Regions from separate parts of the Homo sapiens genome. Here regions 1 and 2 are each linked to region 3. A link is a loop called in an ENCODE intact Hi-C map of the cell type or tissue named here. Cell type or tissue: Caco-2. All regions are shown on one strand. Links, peaks and the distances in the headings refer to the core of each region. The heading gives the core; the rest is flanking DNA.

Evidence for each region. Peaks named below come from ENCODE experiments on the same cell type or tissue, not always from the same donor. Only the 100,000 strongest peaks of a DNase experiment are listed, where the experiment ranks them.
Region 1: it touches region 3 in a loop (2.8-fold over the local background); 4 of 110 quality-filtered maps call a loop at or near these places.
Region 2: it touches region 3 in a loop (20-fold over the local background); 56 of 110 quality-filtered maps call a loop at or near these places.

Annotation. Positions count from the first base shown.
Region 1 is chr2:177,532,781-177,543,712 of GRCh38, reverse strand. AGPS (alkylglycerone phosphate synthase) reads right to left here. Exons shown (of 20, transcript NM_003659.4): 20 at 1-5,639. The coding sequence ends at 5,518. Among named protein-coding and RNA genes, the nearest start is that of IFT70B, 15 kb to the left of the region's middle. In Caco-2, for the core only: no CTCF peak of the experiment used is centred there; no DNase peak of the experiment used is centred there.
Region 2 is chr2:177,484,859-177,495,790 of GRCh38, reverse strand. AGPS (alkylglycerone phosphate synthase) reads right to left here. Exons shown (of 20, transcript NM_003659.4): 12 at 2,592-2,643. Among named protein-coding and RNA genes, the nearest start is that of IFT70B, 62 kb to the left of the region's middle. In Caco-2, for the core only: a CTCF peak has its summit at 5,864 (motif pointing left); no DNase peak of the experiment used is centred there.
Region 3 is chr2:177,598,571-177,608,297 of GRCh38, reverse strand. IFT70A-AS1 (IFT70A antisense RNA 1) reads right to left here and starts at 5,238. Exons shown (of 3, transcript NR_198966.1): 1 at 5,125-5,238. LOC124906098 (a long non-coding RNA gene) reads left to right here and starts at 3,621. Exons shown (of 3, transcript XR_007087317.1): 1 at 3,621-3,900; 2 at 4,392-4,555. In Caco-2, for the core only: a CTCF peak has its summit at 3,648 (motif pointing right); DNase peaks (open chromatin) are centred at 3,667 and 8,047.

The DNA of each region.
Region 1 (10,932 bases), core at 1,489-9,488, 66 kb after region 3:
ACGGAATACTGACTATGTGTTGAGCCCTTGTGGAAAACAGTATGGCTCAGTCGGAATTGACAAAGCTATGCTGGAATCTCTCAGGAATTTTCCTTCCCACTGCATATCCCCTTTTAGACTATAAATGTAAAGAGAAGAATTGTTTGTATGCATTAGTTACAGCAGTATAATGGCTTACATACAAGTGCTTACTCACATGTAGTTCCCAAAGGATTACTACAGTCCTGGCAGGAATATGTACTGCCTTGGAGGAAGACTCAGGATAAGATATTATTCAAGTTAAGTTGTATCAGAGCCAAAGTATTTCACAGGCTTAGCAAAAATGGACAAGAATTAATATAACCTACATATATTTCTCATAAGATTTAATCATTGTCCAGAACAGAAATATTCGTTATTCTGAAGGCACCATCACACGAAAAAGGACTGACACACAATATTAGGAATAGAAACCACCCGCACTCCCCAGCTCCACAGGTTCTGCTCCTCAGGGAGCCTGTGAGCAAACATCCAGAAAGAATGTAGTGAGTGTCTTGAGGCTCAATGCCAAACCCACCAAGCCACAACTTAGGGCTACTAGGTTGGGGCAGTAGGAATGAAAATGTAGGAAGGAAAAGCACATACAAATCCCATTGACTGATTCGATGTGTATCAGAGTACAGGTCCACCATACAATTAGTTAAATATACTAGAACAGATTATCCAAAACAACACTGTGGAAAGAATTACCAGTGTTTCCACATATAACTGCTTAATTCCTGACATGTTCTTGAAGAGGAATAGTCTTGAACTGCTGAATGACCTCTGTCTAAAGACTTACCCTCTCCCACTCATTTAAAATAATGGCTAGTTCATGGAAAAAAAAAATCCCAACAAGGCACTGTGAGCTTTTGGGGATATAGTATAAGTAGCTCAAAAAATAACTACTTATAGAAACTTGTATGCCAGTATGAGCATTTCATGTCCTTTTCTGATATGTGAACAAGATTAAAGGAAAAACATGTTTCCTAGGGTGCATATGGTGTTCAGGAAAAACACTGCCAACAAAAGGTTGTCTTAAAAACATGTATATATGTTGCTTAGAAATCCACCATGAAACAGATTTTTTTCCTTTTCTTTCTCACTCAGATTTGGAATTCAGAGTCTCTGCAAGATGTTTTTCCTTGTGGAAAAATAAATAATCTCCTTTGGAAACCAAAAAAGAAATCTTTTCATGTTCACAGAACTAAAGTTACTAAATTCTGTGATGGTTCTTTGGCTTGAGGGTTCTATATGTCAGTGGTCCTTACTCTGATTTGTTAAGGAATTAATTATGATTAGAAGAGCACAAGAGTGCTCACTCTTTGAGGATCTTCCAAGGTTCAAAAGGGAGTGCTTCAGGTTCATAGGAGTCTCAAAGCCTCCTGGGAATACAGCATTGATTTTAAAAAATGATTAGGGATTGACAAAACCTAGCTAACAATATCCTCAGCTATAAATCCAAAGAGATTTAGTCACAAGTAGGTTGCACTTGATTTTGCACTTGATTATGCTACAAGCAACAAAATTATAAAAATAAATTTTGTGTTTTCAAATCAGTGGAAATATGAACATGAAAAACTAAAACTAAAAGAAAAACTCATATGCAAATAAAAGAATAAACAGCTTCACACTCCCTTTGAAGAAAAAAAATATTAGACCCAGGTCCATTTTATTAATAATATGATCTATAATCTCTTGACATTACAAGTAGTTTTTACAGTTAAATTTCACACTGAAGACAAACACTGTTTGGCTTAGGGAGCAGAAAGCTGAGTAACTTACATCCTTTATATCAGACACTATATTTTAACAGTTTAAGAAAACCTTTTACACTTTCTGGATTTAAGCATCAATATGTAAGTTGTTTCCTTTACAGGAAACTGAAATTAGTAAGAATTAAGTGAATATACTGACAGATGGCTCATTTGGGAACATGAAGCCTAGAGCAAAGCCAAGCTTCTATAACTCATAAAGTCAAAGGTAAAACATTCTGGATTCTTCAAACCTAAATGGGCACTTGTTATTTTCCACTTTTCTTCAACCATGAGCTAAGCCCTAACTAAAATCAAAGTTGATAAAGATTAAGTGGTAAACAAAAAAATTATTAAAGCTGTCCTTAACTCCTGTCTGAGTGTTTTTTAAGATATAGATATGCTTTCCACAGCATTCCATTTTGGCTGCCTCAAGCACCAGCACATGCAGTTTGTGAATCAATCTGTAGTAACTGTGTTCTAGCATTTATACAGAATGGAAGTTCAACCAAACCCAGCCCCATATGAACAGCCAAGGGAACACACTTCAGTGTAGGACTACAGAGCTTCTCTGATAAGCTACAGTTAAGTTGTAGCTATAAAGGAATATGACAAAGGAAAGTCTGGGTGCTAACATGCAGAAAGGCATTTTCAAAAATGCAAGCTAGGACTTAGCAGTTACTAATAGACTATTCTAGTGGGGGAAAAGGTTTCCTTGCAACCATCTGTATCTGGTATACCATACACACCGATGGAAGCTCATCCTTTATTGCAATTTTGTTTTCAAAATACATCAACACAGGCAAACTAGAAGGCTCCCAACTTCATAAATAACTTTTAAGTAATAGTACTACAATATGTAAGCACTTTTAGGAAGAAAACTCCTACTTCCTTAGAAGAAATAATATAATCCTCTTTTCTTTGTGTAAAATGATGGGCACAATAAACATGTGGTTTCCACAATTCTTACTAAGCTAAAAACAGCTCAAAGTTACTTATCATAAGACTAAATTCACTTATGCACTACTAGAAATTGCACCAAACATTAAGGCAACAGTTTCTCTAAGGGTCTATAAAGCCTGTTCATATTGAGTCTTTAGTATTCAATGCCATTTCTCACTAGCGGCAAGTTACTATTCCCACTGAAACCCCAACCCAAATGTGACATTACCAAATTTAAGTAAATTATTGCAACTATGACTAATTTAAGAAAGTCAGTGTTATGCAGTACTGAAAACCAAATAGGCAACAAGTTTTTGAAATTAAAAATAAACATTAAAAATGAGTTAAGAAGTGTCATGTAAACAGTGTTCTCCTGACTTAACTTTTATGAAGCCATTTTCAGATATTATAGAAATAAGAGGCATGGTTTAAGTGCTTCTGTGCATATTCATGAACTCAGTCCTTCACAGATACCAAGTCTATACTGAGGCACCTCCCAGAAGGTATGTGAAAGTGGGGGCTGGGGGTAGGGGGAGGCTTTCTGATTTACTAAATCAGAGTGAAACAGTACTGATCAATATTCTTGTGTTTCAAAATGATTTCGGTAGAAATGATTCCACCTACAAAATGCAGTCACCATTATAAAATCAAGGTTGGGGAGTCCTGCATATACTTGGAAAAAGAAAAACAAAGACATAAATCATGAATTTCCATAAGGTTCATGTAGAATAGTGAACATAATAATTTCAGGTGTTACATTTACAGTTTCCTAATATCAAGTATGGATTTCTGAGGTTGCTGAAATTGAACTCCCTGGGAAAGAATGTTATAACAATCACATGCAAAGGAATGGATCTTCTTATTAACCTGTTTTATTTTTTAAAAATTACTCAGAAACATATACATATATATATATATATATATACACACACACACATGCATACATATATATATATATATATATATACTTCCAGTGAGACATTAGTACCTTAATTTTATATTTTGATCACCAATTAAAGAAATTACCTTCGTGAACAGATGCATTTTATAAAGCTGAGATTTTTATAATTCTAGAGGCAACTTCCTCATCAAGTGTCCAACTAGGTCAAATATCAAGGGCTTAAAGCAAAGATCTGTTGGAAATTTTATAATTAAAAATAAATGACCAATGAAGAGAGGCAGCTTCTAAAAAATAAATATTTCATTTTGTTGTTAAACTGATATTTAATTCTAATTTAATTACAGATTTATTAGTTTGAGGCCAATTTTAATAGTTAAAAATTATTTATCATTTTGAAGTCTTAAAAATATCATTTTGTCAATTTTAAATTACCATTTTTCTGGTTAAGGCTACTTCAGATATAAAAGGTATCAAACTGCCCAAAAATACTTTGGAGCTGTTGCTACATACACAGACAATGCATCCTTTTAAAGGATCGTCTGCATTTTGACTTACATTATCTGATCAAATATTAGTTTTAAAAAATTATCAAAAGTTAGGTATTGCATTAAGAAAAGAATCCATCTCAAAATGTGAATCATGAACCTTGGCAGACAGTGATTCAAAGTAATCATTTCACTTTAATATCCAGGTTTGAATGTACAAATGCTTGCTAAATGTGATTAATGTTCTCATTATTTAAGAAACAGGATATTTCAAACTTTTGATTATGGTATATGCATTAATACATTACATTTAAAAAAAATTAGGTTAAACCAGTTATTCAAAAAAGGCATTAAACCATTATTAAAAACTAAATTGAAACTTTACTTTTTATATGAAAATTTATCATGCCATTGGGATTAATTTTAAAAAATCAAAAATGATTTTTGTCATTGAAACTGCTGAGGCTTTCAAATTCAGTAGTTGAATGATGACTGTTTCTTTAGTGAAACAATTCTTGCAATTGGAGACATTAAGTCTAAGAGTTTTCCTTCTGCTCTTGCTGTAGCTGTTTCTTCTGCATTTCAGCAACAAGAATGTGAAATCAGAAACATTAGGACTCTAAGTTGAATAAAGGCATTCATTTCATGGTAAACCTGTTCTTCACTTGCAATGAAGGATGTCAGCTTTTCTTACAAAACATATTATCAATGAATTAGAATATAACAATAGGTTATCTCAGTGATACAAATACAACTCATACCACAATAGAAACAGAAACATGGAGAACAAAAACATGTCCCCTAACAGAATAATTTGTATATTGATGATACAAGGTTTTATGCATGTATACTAATTTAAAAAAAAAAGTAGGCCAAGCACCTTACAGACGTGAAGGCTTTCTAAATAACAGGTTGCCTAAATTCTTTCATGAATATCCTTCCCCTTAATGGCCTACTCACACTAGACTATGCTCTTAAACAATGTACACGTGTATCACTCCTCAGTGGAATCCTTCCCTAGACATCTGATTCCCAGAAACGTTCTTTTAAAAAGAGGCTAGCTGAGCAATCAATGATACCAAATCTGTCTTTGTTCCCCAAGAGGAAGCAACAATACAAAACAGCTGGCAGCAGCTTCCTCTGGAATAATTGACAGCTTTGTGCTGCCTGACTAAAATTTGAAATGACAACCGCTGAATGTAAAATGATGTACCTACAATGAGAGAGATTTAGGAATACTATCTGTCAATCCATAGATGTAGAAACAAAACAAACTACAGAATGAAAACAAACTTATTTTAAACCAAAGAAACAAATGTATCCAAAATATAGTCCATGATATATTTGATTACTAGTATAACCACAGTTGAAAACTTAAAAAAAAAATTGACATTTTTTTGTAATGGTACTAATGGATTTATAAAAGGTTTCTGTTTCCAAAGATGTTATTGGGGTCCACATATTCCTTGACAGACTTCAGCATCCCAAAGCCGACATCAGAGATACTTTCCTTTAGCCATTGCTTCCGTAACTTGCCCACTGGAAAAACAAAATCAAAAATGCTTCAATATATGCTATGATACTGGGAACCAATCAATCTTGTGACCATGAGTGAACAAACACTGTGTGATAAATGCTTTTATTCAAAAATGAGAAATGTTTTGCTTTATTTGATTTATTGAGCCCACCAGACTATCAAGCTCATTAAGCCCAATGTATTCCCAGGGGAAGTCTGTGCTCCACAGTGTCTCCTTTCTCTGTAAACTATGAAATGGAGATTGAAGGAAGCTTGGACAGAGATTATAGCCCATTTTACAAATAACAAAATGAGAAAAACGTGCATTTCGAAAGAACCCACCTCTGCCTTAACTACCAAAACACACCCAAGTTTTAGAGAAAATGAAGTTAACTAAAGAAAAACATCACATTGAGACGAATTTGTTGGGTAAATTCAGCAAAAATGACAGGATATATATCCTTAAAATATTTTAACGAACATAAAGGCTTCAAATAATAAGAAAATTTGAAACTTTAATAGGCTCAAGAAAAAATTCTGGCTATTAAGCTTCTATTTACATTTTCTTTTCACAGTACTTTTAAATAAATTTGCATGTTCCCAAATAATGGTTACTTTCTTCCTACTGTTTTTCCAGATTTAGAATTTTTTTCCTAAGGCATTAAATAAATCAAATACCTAATCCATCGTAAACTTAATCTTTTGCTTTTACATACTGTACAAAGTTCCCTTTTTTTGTTTCTAGGTCTTGCTAATTTGTTCTGAGAATAGTGAAGTAACATAATGGTTAGCAGCATAAATTATATTTCAAAAGGTACTCAATGAAAAACATAACCTTTTGTAAGTAGAACTTTTGTAAGAAAGAATATGTACTTAATCTGTAAAAGAATTCTGAAATGTCAGTTTGCTCTGGTATTAAAAAGCAAGCAATATGCTAACTTATCTGTGGCAAAATGGATAAATCTTTTAATTTACAGTTAGGATTATTTGTACTTGTACTTCTCCAAAAAACCTATTATCATACTAATTGAATTCAAACGGTCATTTTCTACAAATGTTCATTAATGATCCAAAGTCATCAACAGTGATTTAATTGACCAACTGAAATGGGAAACCTTCTTTCATTAAAGTATTCAGCCTGTCATTCTATAATGCATTCCCATTTATTAGGCTATAGTGATACATCATAGCATCTGCCTTTTGGAAACCTTAAATACCATTTCGAGCTCAACTAAAACCATCTTTTGTGTCCAGTTCTCTAAGAAACCATCAAATTGTCATCAAAATAATAAATACTGTGATAATCTCAGAAAGCAAATTATCTGCTTGGCTTTCAGAAATAAAAAGGTATTGCTGGTATTAAGACGGGGGGAAATGAAGTTCAGCAGAAAAAAAACCTTAAATTCAAAATGAAAAATTTTGTTTGAGATAGCTCTAAAACCAGAAGCTAAGAGTAAATAAATCCCTATTCCTGCAATCTCTACCACCTAAAAGATATTCTACCAGGACCTTCTATTATCTCCTAAGGGACTGCCCATGACTATGATTCAGCCTGTTTTTTCACTTGCAAATGGATTAGACTTTATAAGGTCTCTTCAACTCTAATATTCTATGATTTTAAGCACTTTTTAAAAAAGTTAAAAATCAGTTTTTTCCAGATTTGCTCCACAGGATTTTTTTTTTTTTAAACAACTACTCTGTGAATGGTAAAAGGGGCTTTACCATACTACTATAAGCTGCCCACACTGAGGCAGCTGAAGAGAGAGAGGGGTGACGAGCAGTGAATACCAGTCTCCACTGTTATCTGTAATACAGTTTCACTGAATGTATCCTGTGGTTATGGATGTAATTGTCCTGAAAAGACTGCAAACAACTGCTCCAACAAGATGGAGCACATTAGAACCTCAGCAGGATGCCCAACAGCTAGCTTGTCTGCCTGGTTTTACACCTCTAGTAATAATGCAATTCCACAAGGAACTGAACCATCGTCTGAGAAGCCACCCAACAGCCATTGCATATTTAATGAAGTCACTCACCAAGCGCTGGAAAACAGAAGGTGCTTGGAGTGCATCATTACTTCTGTCAGAAGGATAATTTACACATCTATCTTGTCAAATTTTCTATGGTTTATACTTTTACAATAATCAATCTAATATACATTTGATTAGTGAAGTAGAAAGTAGAAAAAAAAAAAGGGCAGTACGGCCAACAAAGCTGTGGCCCCTCATAAACACATTTGATAAAAGCATTTAACCCCTTCGTGGCAGAGGTCTGGCACTTCTTCTGCCACTGATAACAGAATTTGAAATGGGGTCAGAAATCTTGGTTTATGCAATTAAAGGTACTAGAAATCTTTGGCTTTGTTTAACAATTTAAGTCAACTACTTCACAGGATACATATACAGGTAGAAAACACATTCAAACAAAAACGTTCAATATGCCTTAACAACAAGACAATTATTGGAGTCTTCTTGAGATTCTGGAGAACCTTATGTAGTTACCCCACATGGATCAATAAAACAACAAACACCACAGGCCTTAATCTTGGAGAAGAAACACACTTCAAAGTACAAGATTTTTATTCCAGAGCTAAACACCACCACTAATAATGCCCTTTGTACAATTCTTAGTTGTACTGCTGGGCATTCAGAAATTAGCTGACCATACTGATCTGTACCCATGTTAACACACATGGGTATACAACTATATAGCAGTTCCTTATTAAACACCTGTAAAGCTCATTTTCAGAAAGGGAAGAAATTATACTCTGTCCCTTATGTAGCACACCATATTAAAGGAAGGGAAAATGAATTACTGAAGACAGCAAATAACAGGTGGCCTAAAACTATTTCAATTTACCTTGTATGTGATAGTTATCTACTGAAAGGCATGTGTACACATACCACATAAAGCCTATTCTTCTTTTTTAGACCTGAATCATCTGATGTGGGATATTCATAGCTACTGACCCAACATATTCCTTTGACTTCTGATGCTCTAGAAGTATAAATCTAGCCTGAGAGTCAACACTAGAGCTACAAAAAGCCAAGATCACCATCTCTGAAAACAAGATAAGTACCTTGCATTCCATAATTCTCTATTATTCTAAATATATGATTCCTTAAGTACTTAAGTATTTAGATGTATTTTATAAGACATAAAAAAGATGGGCCAAATACTGAATATTACAGAAAACTAGGCCAGGCACAGTGACTCATGCTTGTAATCCCAACATTTTGGGAGGCTGAGGTGGGAAGATCATTTAAGCCCAGGAGTTCAAGACCAGCCTGGGTAACATAGTGAGACCCCATTTCTAAAAAAATAAAAATAAAAAAATAAAAAATAAGCTGGATGTGGCGGCACGCATCTGCAGTCTCAGCTACTCAGGAGATTGGGCGGAAGGAGAACTTGAGCTCAGAAGTTTGAGGCTGCAGTGAGTCCAGATCATGCCACTGCATTCTAGCCCAGGTGACAGAGCGAGACTCCATAGCTCACAAAAAAAAAAGAAACAAAAAAGAAAAGAAAAGAAAGAAAACTAATGGGGCGGGGGGTGGGGGGCTGTGCTTAAATTAAAAATGGAGTTCACTGTTTTACAATTTAATTTCTAATAATGTATATAGAGACTGGATCAAACAAGTTGTGTGTATTCTTCCACAACACATAGTACATTTTTAAAACTTTACTTTTGGAACAGAGAATATGAAAACTTTCAAGTACAGTTTTTCAAATTACAGGCTCACTATTCCCCTGGATGCTAAGAGATTCAAGAAAGAATGCAAGAAAGAAGTTGTGGTATGATCAACAGCATAAATGAATGAACAGACATGTACGCAAGGTATAAGAGATAAAATGATGTACATGGAAAATGTGGACATGGAGGCCAATCTGGCCACCAAAAATTATCTGAAACTACTCTTTGAGGCTTAACGGATTGAAGATTTAGCAGAAACTACCAAACAGTCCTAATCTAAAAGGGATAAATCCAGCGTCTGCTGGTCACAGAGGTCTCTAGCTAAATTTTAATTTTTTGAATCACACATTTGATTATAAGTCAAAAAGATTATAGACTTATTAAAAAGAACAAATTATGAAATGGGCCATACATTTAGAAGATCATTGAAGGTGAAGCTCAGAAGTAGACTTCAGCCAAAGCAAAAAGCATCTAACCATTATAACAACTATATTTTGAAAGTTCTAGTTTGAGTATCCTGGATATCTCTTTAGCACTATTCTATAGGTCAGATTTTAAGAAGAAAACCCAGACTTAGCTGCTTATACGAGTGATCTGAGCATTGACTTTGTATTTCAAGATTTAATTTAATCTGACCAAACTACTGCTGGATTATGTAAGAAAGTAGTGTTAGAGGGGACAACCAACCTCTTCCCAGGATTAACTGTTTGCTAATCACATGAAACTAACTATAAAAGTATTCTGTAACAATGTAATAATGTAATACAGGCATTCTCAGATTAACAAACATATTATTTTTAAGTTATAGACATAAAATTGTCAAAGAGAAAAAGTTCTCTTTAGAGATCCAAAGCTAAGTGATATTATCCAAGCCACCTATACTCACTCTCCTGGTGATATACCTGAGGCTAGAAGCTACTAAAGGTACAGCATGTGGTAAGAGACAGCCAACACAATGTTGTCCCTGGCCCTTTTGTCTTGGGCTTGGCCCCTGTAGTCACACAGGGGTGGGGGGATGGTGGGGTGGGGAGCAGGGATCAGTATCTTCTTGCTACAGATTTTTCTGTCAGCTCTCAAATCTGTTTAACCTATGCTACAGCTGAAATATTAATAGTTTAATGTTCAGTTAAATTGTGGGTTAAGTTGGTTTCCACAGTATGTTCTTACACTCTAACTACAACATTGCTTCAATGGAAAAATATTATAATCAACATATACGTTTTGTTAGAAAAGGCCAGTCAAAGAAACTGAAAAAATTAAAAGGCAAAACAAATTTTCTATCTTATAGTAATCTGATAAAGATTCAGTGTTGGAAAGGCTAAACTCATCTGGTAGCTATCAAAGGAATAAGACATTGACACTGATATAGTCAAGAACAGTTCTATCAAACTAAGGATCCCTGCGCTGTTTACAGTCACACCCTCTCCAGCCTCAACTTTTGGAAATCACTAATCTTTTTTTTACTCTTAAGATTTTGTCATTTCAAAAATGTTATAGAAATAGAACCAGGCAGTATGTAACCTTTTGGGATGGATTTTATTCACTTAACATAATTCCCTGGAGAGTTATTCCAAGTTGTTGCATGTATCGATAGTTCATTGTTTTTATTTATTGCTGAGTAGTAT
Region 2 (10,932 bases), core at 1,770-9,769, 110 kb after region 3:
GCTCGCCAACATGCCCAGCTAATTTTTGTATTTTTTTTTTTTTTTAGTAGAGACAGGGTTTCACCATGTTGGCCAGGCTAGTCTCAAACTCCTGACTTCAGGTGATCCGCCTGCCTTGGCCTCCCAAAGTGCTGGGATTACAGGCGTGAGGCACTGCACCCAGCTGCTATTGTGGTTTTTTAAAATATTAAACTCACTTCCAAATTTACTAGCTGGACAGTTTGATCAGTGAATTTTCTGTTATTTCAATGTTAATCGTGTCATTTAACAGGATTTATTAATTATCTATATTTTAAAGCAGTGGTTACAGACAGTGCAAAAACTCCTGGGCTTTGTAGTCAGACAAATCTGGGTTCATCCCTAGCTCTACCACGTATGATTTGTGGACCGTAGTCAAAATAATGAGTCTTTGAGTCATTTGTAAAGTGGGGATACCACTCTGACGAACAGTCATGAATAGAATTTTATAAAGTGTGCTATTGACAATGTAATCAGCACTATGCCATCTAGGATTTGTTCACCCCCTTGCCAATTTGATGATTAATTGAATCAACATATAAATGCCTATTACGTGATAAGTGCAGGTGATAGAAAAATGACTAAGAAACATACCCTAAATTCGAGAAACTTTGGTTTATAGAGGACATCTTTGGATTATTTCAATATACACAATGATATATATCATTTCAATATACTAAAATTAGATAATGTCAATATAATGTATTAAGAGTTGTACCTGAAGTAGAGATTATATTAAAAATATTAACAACTAATAATATGGCATGTGCTTTGTTAACAACCAATGTGGTATAAACACCGACCAATCAGCCATACGGTTAGTGCAGGGTCTGGGGCACCTTTTGTTGTGCTAAGCATTATTTCCTCTTTTGCTTGATCATGAAGCCATGGCAGGATATATTAATGTAAAGGCTTCAATTAAAATTGAGAAATAAAAAAGGTTATATAGACAGCCAAAAAGCATGATCAGATCTGTATTTCAAAAGGATCACTTTGGTGGCTAAGTAAAGGGCAGAGAGAGGGGAGACACAGTAAAGACTAGAGAAGGTAGAACCTATAATACCACAGACAGGAGCAAGCTAGAGGGGAGCAAGTAAGTATGTTTTCAGGTATAGTAATGAGAACATGGAAGAGGGATGACAGGAAGACTTTCTTTAAACCTTCACTTTAAATTGTTATGGACTCCAATTATAAATAAGTATGGCCAAATCATAACTAATTTTACAAATGCCTAGGTCTAACATTGTTTACAACAACAATAACATATAAACGAATAACACAGTCTTATTAATTAGATGCATGGCTCTCTTTAAGACCTAGATCTTTAAATGCAGGCCAAAACACACAAGTGGTTTTTCACTTGATTTAAGTATTTCATTACTTATAGAACATATTTATCTTAAACTTTTGTCAGTAGTATAGTATTTTGAAAGTAATTTACTTAAAGAAATAAACAATTATGACTAACTTAGAAGAATGTAATTTTAAAACTCTTAATATGTTACGAACCTGACTTTAGTTAAGTTTCTATGTAACTATAACCATGCTTCCCTAAATTAAAATCTCAGCTTACTTTTAGACATGACAAAAGCCTGCCTATCTTTGCCTTTAGTATTTATTACTGAACGATCACTCTCATGATTTTAGGAATTGTTTTGAGGGTATTTAAATTCTATAAACTTAAATCCCAAAGTAAATTTCACAATATAACTACAACCCATTATCATATCTTTTTCCCAAGACCACCACCCATTCTTCTATGTTATTTAATCTACCCAATCAAATCAGTCTAGGTGTTGTCTTCAACTCCTCCTTTTATTTAGCCTTCCACATCCAGTTAGCAAACTGATTTTCTGAAAATCTATCATCCGTTCTCTATCTCCATTGCTGCTGCCATGCTCAAAGCCCTCAAACTTTGCTTCTTGAGCTGTTTCATCTCCTAGTGTCTCTCCTCCATGCATGTACCCTTCTAATCTATCCTGCACAATGCTGCCAGAATGAGCTAAGATGTAAAGTTGATTGATTTTATTCTTCAAAGAAATCCCACTGCTGACAAGACAAAATCCAAATCTATCCTGCAAAGCCCTAGCCCACCCAACCAACTTTATCTCATGTAACAACTCTAACCCCACCCTCTATTTGAGCCACATAGAACAATTTGAAGTCCCCTAACACACATCATTGAGTTTCACACCTTCACATTTTTGCTGCCAAGTGAAGAAGTCTGGTTGAGAAGAAGAAGAGACATCTAGGCAAACTTATATTCACCTTTGAAGATTTAGCTCAAGCATCTCTCTTATAAAAGCCTTTTCTGACTCTTTATCCTCAAGCAAAATCAAGAAGAATCAATTCCTTCATTTGCAGCCCATGGTATCCAGTGCAGTCTTCTTTCACAGGCCCTCCAACACTGCTACCCTCACTCATTTATGTAATTGTCTATCTTCATTAGACTGACATCTTCCTGAAAGGCAAGACTGACGTTCTTTCTACCTCTGCACTCCGTACTCTTCCTACTGATGTTTCATAAATTTCTGTGGCTAAATGACATTTTAAAATTACCACTCCTTACTTACCAAACTGAAACTGCTTGTTGTCCATGAGGCGAATAGATGCCGGAGCACATCTCTGTTTTAAAAAGAAAAAAAAAAGTGATACAAATTTAATACAGTAAGAAGCTAGACAGGTAGAATGTGAATATTATCTTTCTATATTTAAGAGATCAAGAGCTTAGTTCCTAAGGATTTACAGAGGAAAAAAAGTTAACTTTTCATATACTTTTATGAAGACAAATATCAATGACTTCTATAAAATATTTGGAGAGAAGAAATCTACAGATATAGATAAATAAATACAAACATAAGTTAACAGATTTTAAATTTATCAGCAGAAAAAGCTGCCTAATGTCTGGCAAAGACATATGAGAATATCCTAAAAGAAATACCAGACCCCAAAGTGGATTATTTTAGAACAAAGATGTTTCTAAAACTAAAATCCAGTGCCTCAAGTATTATGCCATTTTATGAACTATACTGTATTTTATCCACAGTAAAGGTAGAAGATGAAGACATTCTGACTTTTAGATGAGCACTATTTCAGGCAAACCACACAGCCTCCAAAAATCACTTAAAACACAGACACATGCACACACAGCTTTATCATATTCCAAACAAAAATTACATTAAAACTATGTTATTTTCTATTTTGTAGTCTTATTAAATGTATAATAGTTTAAAAATGTTAAAGAAATGTACTACCTGAGTAATTTCAAATATTGGCATAAGAGTATCTTTGTAGTTGGGTTGATACTTCTAAAAACGTTACCAGTTTCCAAAAATACTAAAGGAAAATCAGTTTTCTTCACGTTTACAAATCTGAAATGTTTTTCATAAAGTGGGCACATTGACTTCTAATAAAATATACAAAGCCTGATTAGACCAAATTTCTTTTCTTCATAAGTAGAATATACATATAACATATATATTTATATATTCTAGCTTAAGCACATAAGTAAAATATGAGACAGTAACAGCCACTCTGTCATTCATAACAAAAACATTTTAAGTTCCTACCAGCAACTTGTAAATTCCATCTCCTGCTAACAACCACATTCTACCGCACCTTTATCAATGGCAAGTATTATTAATGAAAACAATTCACGTAAGTACACATATATCAGAAAATGGGAGGGGATGGGTGCAGTGGCTCACACTTGCAATCCTAGCACTTTGTGAGGCTGAGGTGGGCAAATCACTTTAGGACAGGAGCTCAAGACCAGCGTGACCAACATGGCAAAAGCTTGTCTCTACTAAAAACACAAAAATTAACTGGGCGTGGTGGTATACACCTATAATCCCAGCTACTTGGGAGGCTGAGGCATGAGAATCACTTGAACCTGGGAAGCAGAGTTTGCAGTGAGCGAAGATTGTGCCACTGCACTCCAGCCTGGGCAACAGTGCAAGACCTTGTCTCAAAAACAAAACAAAACAAAATGAAAAAAAAGGGGGGGGGGGGGAAGGAAAGTATATTACATTTAGTGTAGTAAATTTCTATGGGTATTTAATCTTTAAAACAATTAAAATATGCAAGTCTTGATTAAATCTTGGTTTGCAAACACTATTCATAAAACATATCTTGGAGATAACTGGAATAATCTTATATAATGAATATTAGATGGCATTAACAAATTACTGTTGATTGGCCAGGCGCAGTGGCTCACACCTGTAATCCCAGCACTTTGGGAAGCCAAGGGAGGCAGACTGCCCGAGGTCAGGAGTTCAAGACCAGCCTGGCCAACATGGTGAAACCCCATCTCTACTAAAAATACAAAAAAAAAAAAAAAAAAAGAAATTAGTCAGACATGGTGGCACACACCTGTAGTCCCAGCTACTCAGGAGGCTGAGACAGGGGAATTGCTTGAACCCAGGAGGAAGAGGTTGCAGTGAACCACTGCACTCCAGCCTGCTGGGCGACAGAGCGAGACTCTGTCTCAAAAAAAAAAAAATTCCTACTGATTTTCTTAGACATGAAAATGGTATTGTAGTTATAAAGAAGAACACTATTCCGTCTTTAGGAGACGGTGCTGATGTATTTAGGTTAAGTGCTGTAAAGTCTGCAACCTAGGCTGGGTATGGCGGCTCACACCTATAATCTCAGCATTTTGGGAGGCTGAGGCGGTGGATCACCAGAGGTCAGGAGTTCGAGACCAGCCTGACCAACATGGTGAAACCCCATCTCTACTAAAAATACAGTATTACCCAGCCGTGGTGGTGCATGCCTGTAATCCCAGCTACTTGGGAGGCTGAGGCAGGAGAATCACTTGAACCTAGGAGGCGGAGGTTGCAGTGAGCCGAGATTGCACCACTGCACTCCAGCCTGGGCAACAAAAGCAAAACTCTGTCTTTAAAAAAAAAAAAAAAAAAAAAAAAAGTCTGCAACTTAATTTCAAATGGTCCAAAAAACATATACACGTACATGTTAAACAGAGCAAAAACTTAATTATTGTTGAATATATGAAGTGGATAGACAGGTGATCACTGTACCAGTCTTTCAAATTTTCTGTATGCTTAAAATTTTCAAATTAAAAAGCTGGAAAAAAGGCAAGAAAGCTCCTGGGCAACTGCTGTATCATATAGCAACTAATATTCAATTATATTGAGTGTGATTTTTAACTTGATAATCAAGTCACATAAGCTAGCTATCCAGTATTCCTATTAGTATCAAGGAGGAATAGTAGATGGTAACAGACAAACACTATCAAAACAGAACTAATAAGCTAAAGAATTTTTTTAATTTTAGATATTAAATTATTTTAACATGGACTTTTTTGAAATTATCTAATTCAAACCAACGGTTTTAAAGTCTCATACTTCAATAGTACCAGATTTTTAAAAAGTCAGTAGAGTTTTTCAGTTATTGTCATAACTAAATGCTTATATAAGTAAAGCACTCAAAAATAGCATCTAGGTTGGTTTATGATCTCCTGGTAATTGATATTTGTAAATCACTGCACATCATTCTAAATATATAAAGCTGAAAACATTTCTTATAATTCAAATAATTAAAAGTTACCACTACAGTTAATTAAATGGAAGGTTCTATAATCAAGAGATCAAAATAATGTTACTATTCTTAAAAAACAACATCAATTTGAGTTACTATATGTACAGTTAAGATTAGGTTATGTTTCCACTGCTTTAAAACTAATTTGGTAGGTTTAAAAAAACCACAAAAGATTGCCTTCAAAAGTCAGAGACAGCACAAGTTCTGAGAATTTGAGCTCTAAATTCACTCCCATGTTATTTACTAATGCAGGGCTGAGAGTATTCCACAGATTTTGTAAAGGAGGGAAAAAGGTCCTTGAGTTAAAGTGACCCCTGCTGGTAAGCGATCAAAACTAACCTGAGAGGGAATATTTTTACAAATTTTAATGATGGGTTAATGATAAATTCAGGGAATTCAAGAATACTCAGACAGAAATTGCTTACTAAAACTGAGCTAATGAAATAATTGATTTCTTTCCTGCTACGATAAATGTACCCTTACTAGAATCTCTCAAATCATCGAACTTGTACCTAACTATATTTTATACTTAATAGTCTGAAACTATATGAAACCTGATATGGACTAATACAGAAATATCAGTATACTTTTTGTACTTTAATAATGAAATAAATAACCACGATGACTTCACAACATGGATACAAGACTGACTTAGTCAAATTGCTGGCAATTTCTTCCCTTTAGGGATGCTACAACCAGGAATTTACTTGATTGCATAATCTGAATAGTAAAAACTATTCTGATTAGTCTTATTTACTTAGTACTCTCTGCACTAACTTAAAAAGCAACATATTTCTCAATCCTATCATTTTATTTAAAAATATTTCCTTGGCCAGGCGCGGTGGCTCACGCCTGTAATCCCAGCACTTTGGGAGGCCGAGGCAGGCGGATCACGAGGTCAGGAGATCGAGACCATCCTGGCTAACACAGTGAAATCCTGTCTCGACTAAAAATACAAAAAATTAGTCTGGTGTGGTGGCAGGCGCCTGTAGTCCCAGCTACTGGGGAGGCTGAGGCAGAAGAATGGCATGAACCCGGGAGGCGGAGCTTGCAGTGAGCCGAGATCGCACCACTGCACTCCAGCCTGGGCAATAGAGCGAGACTCCGTTTCAAAAAAAAAAAAAAAGAAACATCAAAATATTCTGCAAAACTGGTTTTTCTAAAACTAAGTCATAGCTCTTACTTGTCACAGAAAAAATCAGAACTTGCAATTCAGATGAGACATATTTGAGAAGGCACCTCTTAAAAGACTAGTTACCAGCAAAATAAATTCAACATTAACATATATTTCACATGTCTGAGGGGTTTCTGCTAACGTAATGTCATAAGGATAAACTATAAAAGTATAAGCATTGAATGGCAGCCATGTAACTCTGGTCCATGGCTAAGGAATGAATTATACTTGATTGAAAACATTTGTTTCCTCAAAGGGTAAATCCACATCCTATGTAGACTCTGGAACAGCCCAAATTCTTGAGCCTAGAGACTACCTTGGAAATAGACTATCAATCTCATGTTGTATCAGAAGCAAATGCTTCAATACTAAACTCCATGTGCTATACAAAAATTTGGGCACAAAAAATTATCATAATATGCAACATCCTCACTAGAAGTGAGGAACCACATATAACTGCATACTATCCATTGCATTATGTTGGTTATCAAGCTAAGAGCACACTACCTCAAATAAGGCACACAACAAAATTGATTAATTTAAAAGTTCAAATCCCAGCACTTTGGGAGGCTGAGGCAGGTGGATCACAAGGTCAGGAAATCGAGACAATCCTGGCTAACACGGTGAAACCCTGTCTCTACTAAAAATACAAAAACAAAATTAGCAGGGCGTGGTGGCGGGCGCCTGTAGTCCCAGCTACTCAGGAGCCTGAGGCAGGAGAATGGCATGAACCTGGGAGGTGGAGCTTGCAGTGAGCTGAGATGGCACCACTGCACTCCAGCCTGGGTGACAGAGAGAGAATCCGTCTCAAAAAAAAAAAAAAGTTCAAAAAAGGCTATGTAAAAAAAGATAATCTGTTAAATGTGAATTTCTGGACATAAAAACTTAAAATGTAGACAAATTCTTCTTCTAACTAATAAGTCAGAGTTGGTATCACAGATGAAATGATAGACTATTTAAGGCTACAGTTATTACTGGTTGGTCATCTTAGAGATGACATACTGACTTACAGCTAGGAGTCCGTATGATAAACAATAAGAACTTTTTATTTTGACAAGTCAATTGTTGCTTGGTTTTAAAGAATAAAATAATACATAATAGGGAGTGAATATTGCCCTCCACTTATATTAAGGAAAAGACCAAAAGATAATGCCAGTCTCCTAATTATAACTTTATAGTTTTTCAGTTTAGTAAAGGTATAATAACTTGTTCTGAGTGGCTTCTGGTAGAGAACATGTCTCATAACTGTCTTAATTTTGCTGGATCAAACAGTAAATGATCCAATTAACCAAACACTTGACTAGGGTTATTCTCTCTGCTTCAGAGAAAAAAACGCATGACACAAAAAAAATGATTTAAAATAATTTCAGTTTCTCTATGTAATAAATACTCCCAAGAATTACTGTTGAATAAAAAGAAGTTTTAAGTGTTTTATAAGGTAAGTGCTAAACCTGACTCCTTCTAATTTATTTGAACTCCTCCAAGATAAATTAAGTTTAAAACAGAACAATTCATAAAATTTATGTCTTCCCAAATTATAATCTAAAATCATTAAAACAAACAAACAAAAAACCCCAAACCTTCATCAGTTTAAAATTGTTTAAAATAAAAGTGATAGAAGGAAGGAAAAATTACCCTCCATCAAAAGGTAGTGGGAAGAAAAGCTGCATTTTCATCTATAATTCTAAAAACCTAGTTCGAAGAAACTAGGTTTTACTGAGAAGAGTTTTGAGAGGAATGAGTACTAATCAATACCAAATACAGTTTTTCCTCTTGTTGGAATAAATGCTCCTCTCAAAATACCATAGGGCACTACTCCTAAGTTTTTATTGAAAACAAACAAAAAAAACCCAAGCTTCAGAAACTGCTTCTGAGCTTGTTTTAACACTCGGTTTTCCTTTTAACCTTGTAAAGACATCGTTATTTCCAAACTAACAATTTTATTTATCTCTTTTAGAGAATAATAACACGTTATATCTAACACTGATATGCTGATTAAAAAACATTATTTTCCTCCTCTTCATAGGCTACAGCAGGAAATGTATTTTCTGAGAACGTCTTAAAAATCATTTACCCATCTACTGAATAAAGGAGGAGATTATACTGGACTGCCACTTATGAGAAAGAATCACATTAATCTTCCACTAAATCCTCCTTTCTAGCTTCTCACAAGGCAGTGAAGTATTGAAAGAGGATACTTGCTCACATGGACAAAGATCGGATGAGAGACTTTAGTAGAATCCTTCTAATGCTAGTATAAGGTTGCTTAATTTATTTCCTTCAGTAAGAATAGTAATAAAAATATACATATAGCCCACTTTGCTATTTGTGAACAGTCATGTATGTTCTTTCCCAAAAGATATTTATCCAAAATTACAGTTTCCCATTTCAAAAGCAACTTGAATCTGAAAATATTGCAAAGATGGAAGTGCTATAAAATGACAGTGAAGAATTACAAGCAACCAATTCATTATTCAATCAAGAATTTGGCACAATCATAAGCCATGTACCATCTACTTTAATGGATCTTAATTCCCCTGCTATCAACTGAAATTCCAAATCCCAAATTGAACAATGACTAGTTCCAAAACCTGATTTTTTCAATTTTTCTGCCTGAAAACACTATTACAAAGGAAGGCAGCAAATACTGTACCACTCTTGACATATGAGACTTGTATGTTCTACAAACTAATATACAACTTTCCCTAAACCATTATAAAACCTTTTATCCATTTCCAGGTAAGATAAACATTAATGCCTCTCTACATGTGCATTATAATAGAAGTAAAATATGTAGGTTTCCAAAACTGTTAGATATCCAAATCCCAGTAACTACTCTTAGCAATTGCTCCATTATTAAGAGCAATGCTCGAGAATAGAATATTATCTATCTGGACTTTTAAAATCAGTTTCAAGTAAGACAAACTTTCTAGTCCATAATATTTGTATTTCTAAAAACTGTCAATTATTAAGTACATAGAACTGAACTGTCATAGCTATAGACTAGAAAGGACCTTTCTTTACGACCTGCTTTTTTAACCACATGGTAGCACTGTCTATCAATCATTATCTTTATTTTGTTCCAAGATATATAGCTAATACAGTTTTTTTTGTTTGTTTTTTGAGATAGGGTCTTGCTCTGTTGCCCAGGCTGAAGTACAGTGGCACGATCACGACTCACAGCAGCCTCGACCTCCTGGGCTCAATGGATCCTCTCACCTCAGCCTCCAGAGTAGCTAGGATTACAGGCACATGCCTCCATACCCAGCTAATTTTTGTATTTTTTATAGAGACAGGGTTTCGCCATGTTGCCCAGACTGGTCTCAAACTCCTGGGCTCAAGTGATCTGCCTGCCTCAGCTTCTTAAAGTGCTGGGATTACAGATGTGAGCCACCGCACCTGGCTCACTATAGTTTTGTGTAGTGAATTTAGATTATAGTCATTGGGTGAACATCCTAAGAATTTTTTTAAATGAGTAAAAGGACAAGTTTCACTGATTTCTGCAAGGATGAAGGAAAATTCCATACTTGCTTTTCAATAGCACAAGTAGGTCTTCTGTGTCACTTTCTATCAGGGGCATATCGAATTGTAATAAAAACTGTATCAGATTACACCAACTATTTATGGCGGAAATGTTGGAAATCAACATTTCCATTGTAATGAAATTATAAACTTAGTATTTTGATACATTTGTACATCACTTCTTATTAATGAAATTTAAGATAGATTTACATGTAAGTATTTGCAGTGTGGAAAAGTAGATGGAGCATCAAGAAAACAAAATATGCACACATCTAATCAAAAGCTTTATGAGTGTACTAAATCTGTGTTCTATAGAGGGGAGATATTATTGAAGGGGCAGAGTTGGTCAATACAGACTGAACACGACCTCTCTGAGATCTTTTGTTGAAAATAAATACAAATCCAAACTACTTTTATAACTTCTGTAATTTTTTAAAAAATCTAATTTGGGGCCGGGCATGGTGGCTCATGCCAGCAATCTCTACACTTTGGGAGGCCTAAACTGGAGGATCGCTTGAGTCCAGGAGTTCAAGACCAGCCTGGGGAACACAGGGAGATCCCATCTCTACAAAAGTTTAAAAAAAAATTAGCCAGGTATAGTGGTGTGTGCCTATGGTCCCAGCTATTCAGGAAGCTGAGGTGGTAGGATCACCTGCATC
Region 3 (9,727 bases), core at 58-8,057:
CTCAGCCTCCTGAGTAGCTGGGACTACAGGTGCCCACCACCACACCCGGCTAATTTTTTGTATTTTTAGTAGAGACGGGGTTTCACCGTGTTAGCCAGGATGGTCTCAATCTCCTGACCTCATGATCCACCTGCCTCAGCCTCCCAAACTGCTGGGATTACAGGCGTGAGCCACCGTGCCCGGCCTGCACTGTCCAATTTTAACAAGAATCCTTGGCTTAGTAGACTCCCTCTTCCTTCATATCTGATTACCCTCCAGATGTTACTGGGTCTCTTATTCTCCACCATTCCTCAGGTATGTCTGATCACCCCAGCCTGCTTTCAGCAAGAATCCTATTATGTCAGTCTGGCCAGAATCCCCACTTAGCCCTAATGTCTGCTCTTAGTACTTTTCCATCCATTGATCCCCACCCTGCTCCTTGGCTATAAATTCCCACTTGCCCATGCTATATGTGGAGTTAAGCCCAATCACTCTTCCCTACCGCAAAATCGCATTGCAGTGGTCCTGTATACCTATGGAGGTAGTTCCCACATACACACCTTAAATAAAGGATGCCTCATCATCTAAAGTGTCATTGAATTTCTTTTGGCATCACATATACGCCATACATTTTGACTATTGTTCATAGGGTGATGAATCTTTATGCGTATTCCCAAACACTCTGGGAGTATGTCTTCCTTGAGACCCAGCGTCACTCCTCAAGTTCAGGTGAGTAGGACAAAATTAACTGACCTTTGTAAAGATGTTACCCAAAACCTTGACTTCATTAGCATTAACTGCTCATCAAGTCTTTTGAAATTGCAACAGCTACTCATAAAATTGGATATGAATTCACTGGAAGAGCATTCACTTATGTAGAGTTAAATAGAGAGTTAAATTGTTCCACCCAAAGAACTAAGTCTAAACCTTGCTTACTGCTTCTTGGCAAAAACACAAGGTAAATACCAATGCATACAGCAAGTCACAGAAAACATATTCCCCAGTTTTAGAATTTCCTCCACATTCACAAAGGTGATTTCAGTAAAATCTCAGTAACGATGAAAGAATGAAAACAACAGCAGGATTTAGCGTTGAAGTGAGACAACCTAATCTATTCTCTGGTGAGAAATGCTAATCTATGTACAGCACTATTGCAGTCTTGGCCCTTTCCAGCTATAAATCTGGTTAAGGGAAAAGCTTCATAAAAAGTAAATACTTTAGGTCTTCCTGATAATCCCCCTCAGCATTGCATTCCACTTATCAGGCCCAACTTAATTCTGAGTTGTTGGCTTATTTCGGTTCTCTAAAAGAAGGACGCTAGAAATTAAAATTCAAACCGGATGGTCCACATCACATCAGGGGATTGGGACAGTTGATTTACTCCTATAATCTCTTTAAACATCTACCAGGAGAGGTTCTAAGGCAGAATTTATTGCCTCCTCCTGCCATCTTTGGGCCTACAAAAAACGAAGCAAAATCCTTCTATGAAATCTGAAACTCCAGTCACTGATTTCCTGGCTGATGTCATTTCCAAAGCACGATGTAGCCCTGTGATAGTCACAGCGGTAATCTGCCTCTCTATGGGGTTTCCATCTGTTTGCCATCAGAAAGAACCTCTTTGGGAAGCCACGGTAAATGCAGAGAACCCATTCCTCCACATGGGTCCCAGAGTCTTGTATTAGCTTTTCAGTCTTCAGGATCAGCTGCTGTTAGAATTGAATATGCTTAAATTTCTGCTGTAACTTTCATTTTCATCCATGTTTGGTTTATCATGGGCTACTTGGTAAAAATCTTCCATATGATTCTGAAACTCTTATGCAAATGTTACCAAAATGAAAATTTAGCCGCTGCAGTTCTTTCCTTTGGGAGAAGAGTTTTCTATATAACTTTAGGTAATGCACTTCTTAATATAAAATGGATTGTACTTGAAGCAAATCTTTCTGAGCTCTTTAGGTCCAAAGTTGCTTAAAAGTGTAATATTTTGTGTTGAAAGGCTGTTTATTCACTTCTTTTTAAAATTAAAATTTAAATTTTACAGATGGGGTCTCACTATGTTGTTCAGGCTGGTCTTGAATTCCTGGCCTCAAGTGAGGCTCCCATCTTGACCTCTCTAAGTGCTGAAATTACAAGCATGTGCCACCATGCCTAACCTAGGTTATTTACTTCTTATTAAGTGTTAACAGAGATGATATAATAGGTTAGAGCCAAGAAAACAGATTACAATGACAAGACGTTTCAAAAGTGATCTTTTGTGGGTCAGCTTCAATACAGATAATTCACTGTAAATAATTGGGGGTTCACAGCAGTATCAAGTTATAACTAACTGGGAATTGTATTGATCCAGCCATAAATGCATAATGGTCGCTTTTTTTACTGAAGAAACAGAGCATGAATTAATTCCACAGGAATGTTTAATAAAGGAAACGATTTCATGAAGATCAGCCTTTTTCTCATCTCCATTCTTCCCTGCAAGTACTTCAGCCTTCACAGTGCCCAAACAAAAACAGACTCTATTCTGTTCCTCAAGGAATAATTTATTAAACATGTTTTTGTACATTGGTCTTTCTGTGTTTATGTGCCATTTCCTCAGAGAAGGCTGACTATGAGGATGAAATAGAAATAACATCACTGTTCAATATTCTTCAAGCCCCAATTCCTAGGAGATGACAAGGATGCAAAGGTCTTTTTATTCATCCTGTCAAATGCCAGTTTGTTTCAATGTGGTTTCCCTGAGTTCAGTGTCAAATGAGGCACAGTCCCCAGTGGGCAGTAGAGAAAGACGTTTTCCTCACCACACTGGAGAAAAGAAATATGAATACTAAACCAAATGACTGTCAAAGGATGGAAAAGAGATGAAGAAAGGCCTCAAGGAAGAGGATAAGGCAGAAGGGCAAGACCAGATGAAGAAAGGCAATCAACAACTTGCCTTTAAAGGAATGATGAAATTATGACTACCGTATTTACATGACTTAAACATGAGGTGCTACCTCAGTGTTTTGTAAAGCATGTTACACGCATGCAATAATTAATGGAGAAGAATTTGGCACACAGATGAACATTTTTCAAGAGCCATGTATTTATTTTATCGTGTGTATGGTTTATGTACCCATTCACACACATACGCAAACACATATATACCTAACACATCAAACCTGAAATTTCATGGATTCTATTGCTTAGGATGAAGCTAAAATAAAAATGGTTTTATTGAAGGAAAAATATTAAATAATACACATAGTACTAGGCTATGGCAAGAAGCATGACAGTGATAGTTGAATGACTGAAGTTTAAGAAATCTTGGTAAAGGCAAATGAAAGAGTTTCATGAGAGAGTGTGGGGAGAATCCTACTCTCCGCTGATCAAAAGTGTGATTTTTATTTACATTGATTCACTATTTTCAAAAAGCTAGCTTTATATTTTTAGTCAGATATTTTCACCACCTATGGTGAAAATTTCCTTGGGAGAATGCTGCCTAACAAATGTATTGGAAAACAACTGTAAACTTTCTAGAGCTGTATTTGCTTGTCTGAAGAGTTGAAACTTTATAAACTATGTTTTTTGTTGTTGTTTTCACATTTCCTTACCACTCTAATCTGTTCTGATATTAGGATTTTTCCCCCATTTCTCACAAACCTAACAAGTTCTGACTTTTTGGTGGATGACAAATCCTACCAGTAGAGGGGGCCTTATTCTGCTTGGAAAGTCCTCTAAGCTCAAGGATCTTTGCAGGAAACAGGATCACCCCTCCATTTGTTTGCTGACCACCACCTCCTTTTACTCTGACTTAGTCATTTTACAGTGTCAGCACCAGCCTGTGGATCTGTCTGACAGCGGATGTATTGTCACAGTGCAGTCTGAGATCCAGCCTTCAGCTTTTGTAAGAATCCAGTTAGCCACTGCACAAAACATCTTGTTAAAATCGTGAGTGTTCTGATCATTACCACATTTTTCATTATGTGTGTGGTAATCCTGGGCTGACTAGGCTGGGATCCAATTGTGTTCATTTTGAGTTGGATTCAAAGTTTTAGAGTTGGAAAGATTTTTGAAAGCATCTGTTCCAACTCTCTCATTCCACAAAGTATAGACACTCAAAGAACTTATGTCCCACAGAAACTTACTAGTGTGGAAATAGGATTATTCAGCTTATGTGAAAAAGTCCTTCACAGCCCACTTTAGTCCTGACTGCATCTAGGGGCTGTGCAACTTTGGGCAGGTCATTTAACCTCTGAGACTCCGTTTTCTTTTCTATAAAATAGGTAACCATTAAAATCACTTCAGTTCTATTCTATTGGGATCACTGCCACTAAGCATTTAGAGGCAGATGGAGTGCTAAGGTTGTAGAATTATGAATGATTTGTCTTTTACTGAAAAAAGTTTATAACTGTTGCATAATCTTTATCTTCTATTTGCAGGCAATTCTAAGGCCTCTTCTTGGCTTTATTGTTCCTTTCTGTTCTTTAAATTTGTAAATGATTTTTAACTTTATGAGCATAGAAGGCATTAAAATTCGACTATACCGGAACAAAAATTTATAATTCCAGCATGAATGCAACGATCAAAACGTTAATCCAGGACGGTAAGAGAATGTGGAAAAGTGAAAACAGTTGGCATATTAAGGTTGTAACAGTGTGAATGATTTGTCTTTTTTTAAAAAAAAGTTTATAATTGCAAAATAAACATAATTCAGAAGGATGAAAAAGTCCATGTAAAAAGCAATGCAGAGGTGAAGGATCCGCAGTCAGCCAGAGATTTTAGGGGGTGAAGCCAGAGCAATCAGCAGACCCGTGAGCGCCAGCACTTCCCACCAGACCCCACTCCTGGTGTGTGCCTCAGCCTTGCAATAAAGCTTCCCCTTCTTCAGGATATTGAATTGGGGTTCAGAGAAAGCCAGACATCATGTAATCAGTTTGAAATTACAGCGTATATCTAATAAAAGCCCACAAAACTTGCCAAAAAATTTTTTTTCCCTGAATCTCTTAAAGAGCAATGTGTTTGCTAAGAAAGGGGGACATGGGAAAGAAATCATGTATAAGAGAAACCTTTTCACAGAACCAACACAACTTCAGACCCGACACACATACTGGCAGATAGCTTAAAATAGGAACCCCGTCACCTTAGAAGGAGACAGAGAATCACAGTCTTCACCTTAGAGTGAGGAGAGCCCTGTTCAGCCTGGATCCCAGGAAGGTCCACTCCATCTCTTTTCCTTCTGTTGACATAGCTGCTCTGTGGAGAGGACAAAGGTCTTTCCTGCTAAGTAAAATCAATGCATTAGAGTGTTTTGATGATATACATTTGGATTGATTCTATTGGAGACACAGGGCTCACTTCATTGGATGTGGGTTCTGTGCAGTCACACAAAGCTTTACACATAGGAGGATCCTCTTCGTGCTTGGTTTAATCTCTGCTGTCACTGTTTTGAAATTCTTAATAATTTGTGAACAAGGGACCTCACATTTACATTTTGCACTGGGCTTTGAAAACTATGTAGCTGGTCTTGGCTGGGCGTTTTTTATGAGGCTGTTCACATTGTTACATAGATTTCTTACATTACTGCTCTATGGTTAACCCTTTCAACATACTTAGCCTGTTGGCCTGCTGTGGGCAACATGTGGCTTGCTGTGAGTTGGGTCTGTGTCTTCCCATGTGTTCTGTAGTGCAGAGTGTGGGTCCCTTCCATGCAGATTAGTCCTTTCACCTCTTGTAAGCTCCAGGTCAGCGCCTGTGTCTTGCACAGACAATCCAGCAGGTTCTTTGTCTCTTCCCCAAATGTCCAGAGCTTCATACTCTTTTTACCACGGGTGCTCTAAGAACACACCACCCTTTTAGAATCAACATTAAAGGTAGTTGAGTTCTTCTGAAAACTTTGCCTGGGTAAAACATTAGTGTAAATCTGTGCTACTTTGAGCATGCCACATTTACCCTCATAGGCCTTGTATGTGGCAAACGACGAAGAGACCTTCAGTGTTGTACTTCCTCTTGCTCAAACATCTGTTGATTTTTAACATTTGATTTTCTGCAGGTCAGGGTCTGCTTTAAGATTTGAAAGTGGCTCCTTTGAATGCGTAAAATACAATTTAACTACAGCTCTGTAGCATTTCTAGAGCCAAAACCCCATGGGCGACACAGCAAGAACTGGCAACCTCCCTACTCTAGCCCCATACACAAAAGGCCCGGAGGAGGATCAGAATGGCCCTTGGGTAACATAGCTCCTTTAATATTCTAGCAATAATTTTCTTCTCCCCTGCTCTCCTCCCAGAGCAGAACAGGAAAGAAACCAAACACTGTCCTATACAAAAATGGGGCCTAATGCCCCAAGGGGGGAAAGGAGGAGAGAGAGAAGAGGAAAGGTACCTTGCAAATTTGGGAAATACTTCTCAATATCAATGTAAACGCTATCATCCCAGAGCCTGGCACAGTGGCTCACGCCTGTAATCTCAGCACTTTGGGAGGCCGAGGTGGGCGGATCACTTGAGGCCAGGAGTTCAAGACCAGCCTGGCCAACATGGTGAAACCCTGTCTCTACTAAAAATACAAAAATTAGTCAGGAGTGGTAGTGGGTGCCTGTAATCCCAGCTACCCAGGAGGCTGAGGCAAAGGAGAATCACTTGAACCTGGGATGCAGAGTTTGCAGTGAGCCGAGATTGTGACCCTGCACTCCAGCCTGGGCGACAGAGCGACACTCTGTCTCAAAATAAATAAATAAGTAATAAACTATATTTTTCCTGAAAATGAATGTGGCCATTGGATGAGACTGGCAGACACAGCATAAGAGGTGAAGGGATGAGCACGCCTATAGCTCACCCTGGTAGAAATATTGAAAAATAAATCTGACCAGTAGACTTCAGACCCACCCTTCTCCATGCAACAAGAAATGCCCCCCGCCCCCCGACCACCACACACCTTATTGTTTCGTGAGGTTTAAATAGGAACAGCCATCACTAACCATTTGGTCGAAGTCCTGGATGGCTTCTGCAGACCAAATGACTAGGGGTGTTTGGGAGTGGAGTTTTCCTGAAAGGAATGGGTGTGCACCTGAAGGCTGATGGGCTAGTTGTGACCTAGGTTGGGAGTAGGAATCCACAAAGGGTCTTTTTCCTGTGAGCAGGCTTATATCTTTAAAGTGCATCCCGTTTGACATTCAGGGCAAAGTCCTAATTAGCAGGGTCGTGACTTTTCCTCTGCTATATAGGTTTTTCCAAACCACATGACCTTGGATGAACTGAAGGGGCAGAGTGTCAATCTTTGGTCCAGGGGAGGGACATCACCTTATCAAGTGGACCTGGACTCAGAGAGGTCAAGACAGAAAGTAGAATGAGGCTGTCTCCTTTCTCAGTCAGTGAGAGTTAGCTGCCCTTTGAAAAAGGAAAGGGCTGAGACTGGACATTCAGGTAACTGAAAGAAGCTGGGCTCCTATTGTGGCCTAGCAGGGGCCCTGCACTTCTTGTGTTCACCTTCAAAAGGAATTCTTTGGAAGGGGCATTCTGGAGCAAATCACCACCCAGTTTCTAAAACACCAAGGACACAGATAGCCTTAATGTTTCCCTCAGCGTAACTAAACTTCAGACGGGCTTCTTCCTGACTTGAGGCTCTGACCTCTCTTTTCTTAGAGCTTTTTTTTTTCTGAAACAGGGTCTTGCTTTGTCACCCAGGCTGGAGTGCAGTGGTGCTATCATAGCTCACTGTAGCCTTGACCTCCTGGGCTCAAGTGATCCTCCTACTTCAGCCTCTGGAGTAGCTGGGACCACAGGAGCGCACCAGCAGGCGTGACTATTGTTTTTTTTTTTTTTTAAATTGAGTCTCACTATGTTGGCCAGGCTGTATTTTCTTTAGGAAACTTTTAATTGTAAATTTGTTCTCTGCTCCTTTGAGATATACGTAAATCTTTTAAAACATCCCTTGCCAGTTTTACTACCCAGAAATGTGTTTGTCAAGGATCTAGGATCCATGTCTTTGAAATATAATCATCAAAGAAGATAGCTTTGAGCCTCATAACATATCCTGTGGAATGACAGGAACCTAACTTCAGTGGGTGCCTTGCTCCAAGTTGTAAAACTACCACCTGTCATAAAGATATGAGAAGTTTGCTTTCCTTTGGGTAAAGCCAGTTAGCAAACACAGATAGCTCACACATCTCCCTCTCACTCCAGCATTCAAAAACACACTGTTTCCAGTGGAGTTGAATTCAGACAAAGTTCTGGCCTCTCTCCCCTATTGCAATAGCCTTGAATAAAGTCTTTCTTGCCTGTTTAAATTTTGGGGGTGCCACTTTTGCTTTAACGTCAAAAATGTAAATAAACTCAACTAAAATGTATTGTGTCCCTATAAACCCCGGTTGTTTTGCAGCATGAAAAGATCCATGATTAAACTGCAAAAGGCAAAATGCCTCTTGGTTTGTGCATCTTCCTGGGGGATCATGGGACAGTGAGTTACAGTTGACACAGGAAGGAGGGATGTCACCACTATCGTAACTGAAACATTGTCAGGGAGCAGCAAGAGGCTGGCTGGAGCTGGGCTGGGACAGAGCACCTGCCTCACCCCAGGCACAACTCTAAGCACTTTGCAAATAATTCCTCATTTAATTCTTACAACAACCTTATGAAACAGATTTTATTAGTAGCCCCATGTTTTCAGGTAAGGTACACCTCTGTCACCACAGACATTTGGTAAGCATAGAACAACTGGCACTTTGGTTCCAGGATTTGTGTTTTAACCACTAGCTTATACTTCTAGATTCTGCAGCTAGAACCAAAGAGCACAAAACCCCAAGGCGTGGTAGCGGGCCCACTGAGACCTGATCAGGTAACCAGGTACATGTCAGAGAAGTCTCTATGTCTCTACCAGAGAGCAGTTTCCTATTTCAGGACTAAAGCAGCCCACAACAGGGCCACCACAGCATCTACCTGTGATGTCCCCTGTCTCACAGAATAGGACAATTCTGCATCTCACCAATTCCTAAGGTCAGAGGGGGTTTCTTCATAAAAGGCTATGTAGGTTCTTCCTATAAATCTGCCTTCACATGACCACAAGGCTGGCAGTTCTAGGAAAAAAGCCTGTTTTTCTGCAAAGGGTGAACAAAGGTGGCAGTGTCTGAGAACAATTGAACAGTATCAAAGCTGCTTCCTCCAGGCAGTTCTGAGGTGACCCTGGCTGATCTCTGCAGTACGTGCTGAAACTGAAATAGCCTTGACTACCATCAAGGGCAAACTAGATTCTGCACTCAGTATGCTGAGTACCTTTTCCCCTTGCCACTTGCTCCCTTACAACTTACTTTCTTCCCTTGCTGCTTCAAAAAGTGTGGGAGAAGCCCTTTGATAGAGCAAGCTGATGCTTGCACAAAGAGAAGTAAAATTGCTTTTGCACCTCAACTACACAAAAACTAATCCCTTTACTGGGTCCCCAAGGCCCCCAGTGTAGCCCCTGGATGTCTCTGCCTGGATGGCTGTAGGCTGGGGCACCAGGTTCACCATTTCATTCTTTGAACCTTCCTTTTTCCATCTGTGAAAAGAGAATCTCAATATTTTGCCTAGTACTCTCCAGAGCTGTTATGAGGCTCAAATGAGATAATGTATGTAAAGCACTTTATAAACTGTAAAATGCTTTACAAATGTAAGGGATTATTATAAACCACAATACACTGATGTTTTATGCTTTTATAAAACTACTGGCTGGAACTGCTGTAAGGGGAATCCCTCTGGTGATTTTTATTTTGGAAACAGGAGGACTTGGGTTTGCCTCCTTGCCAGGA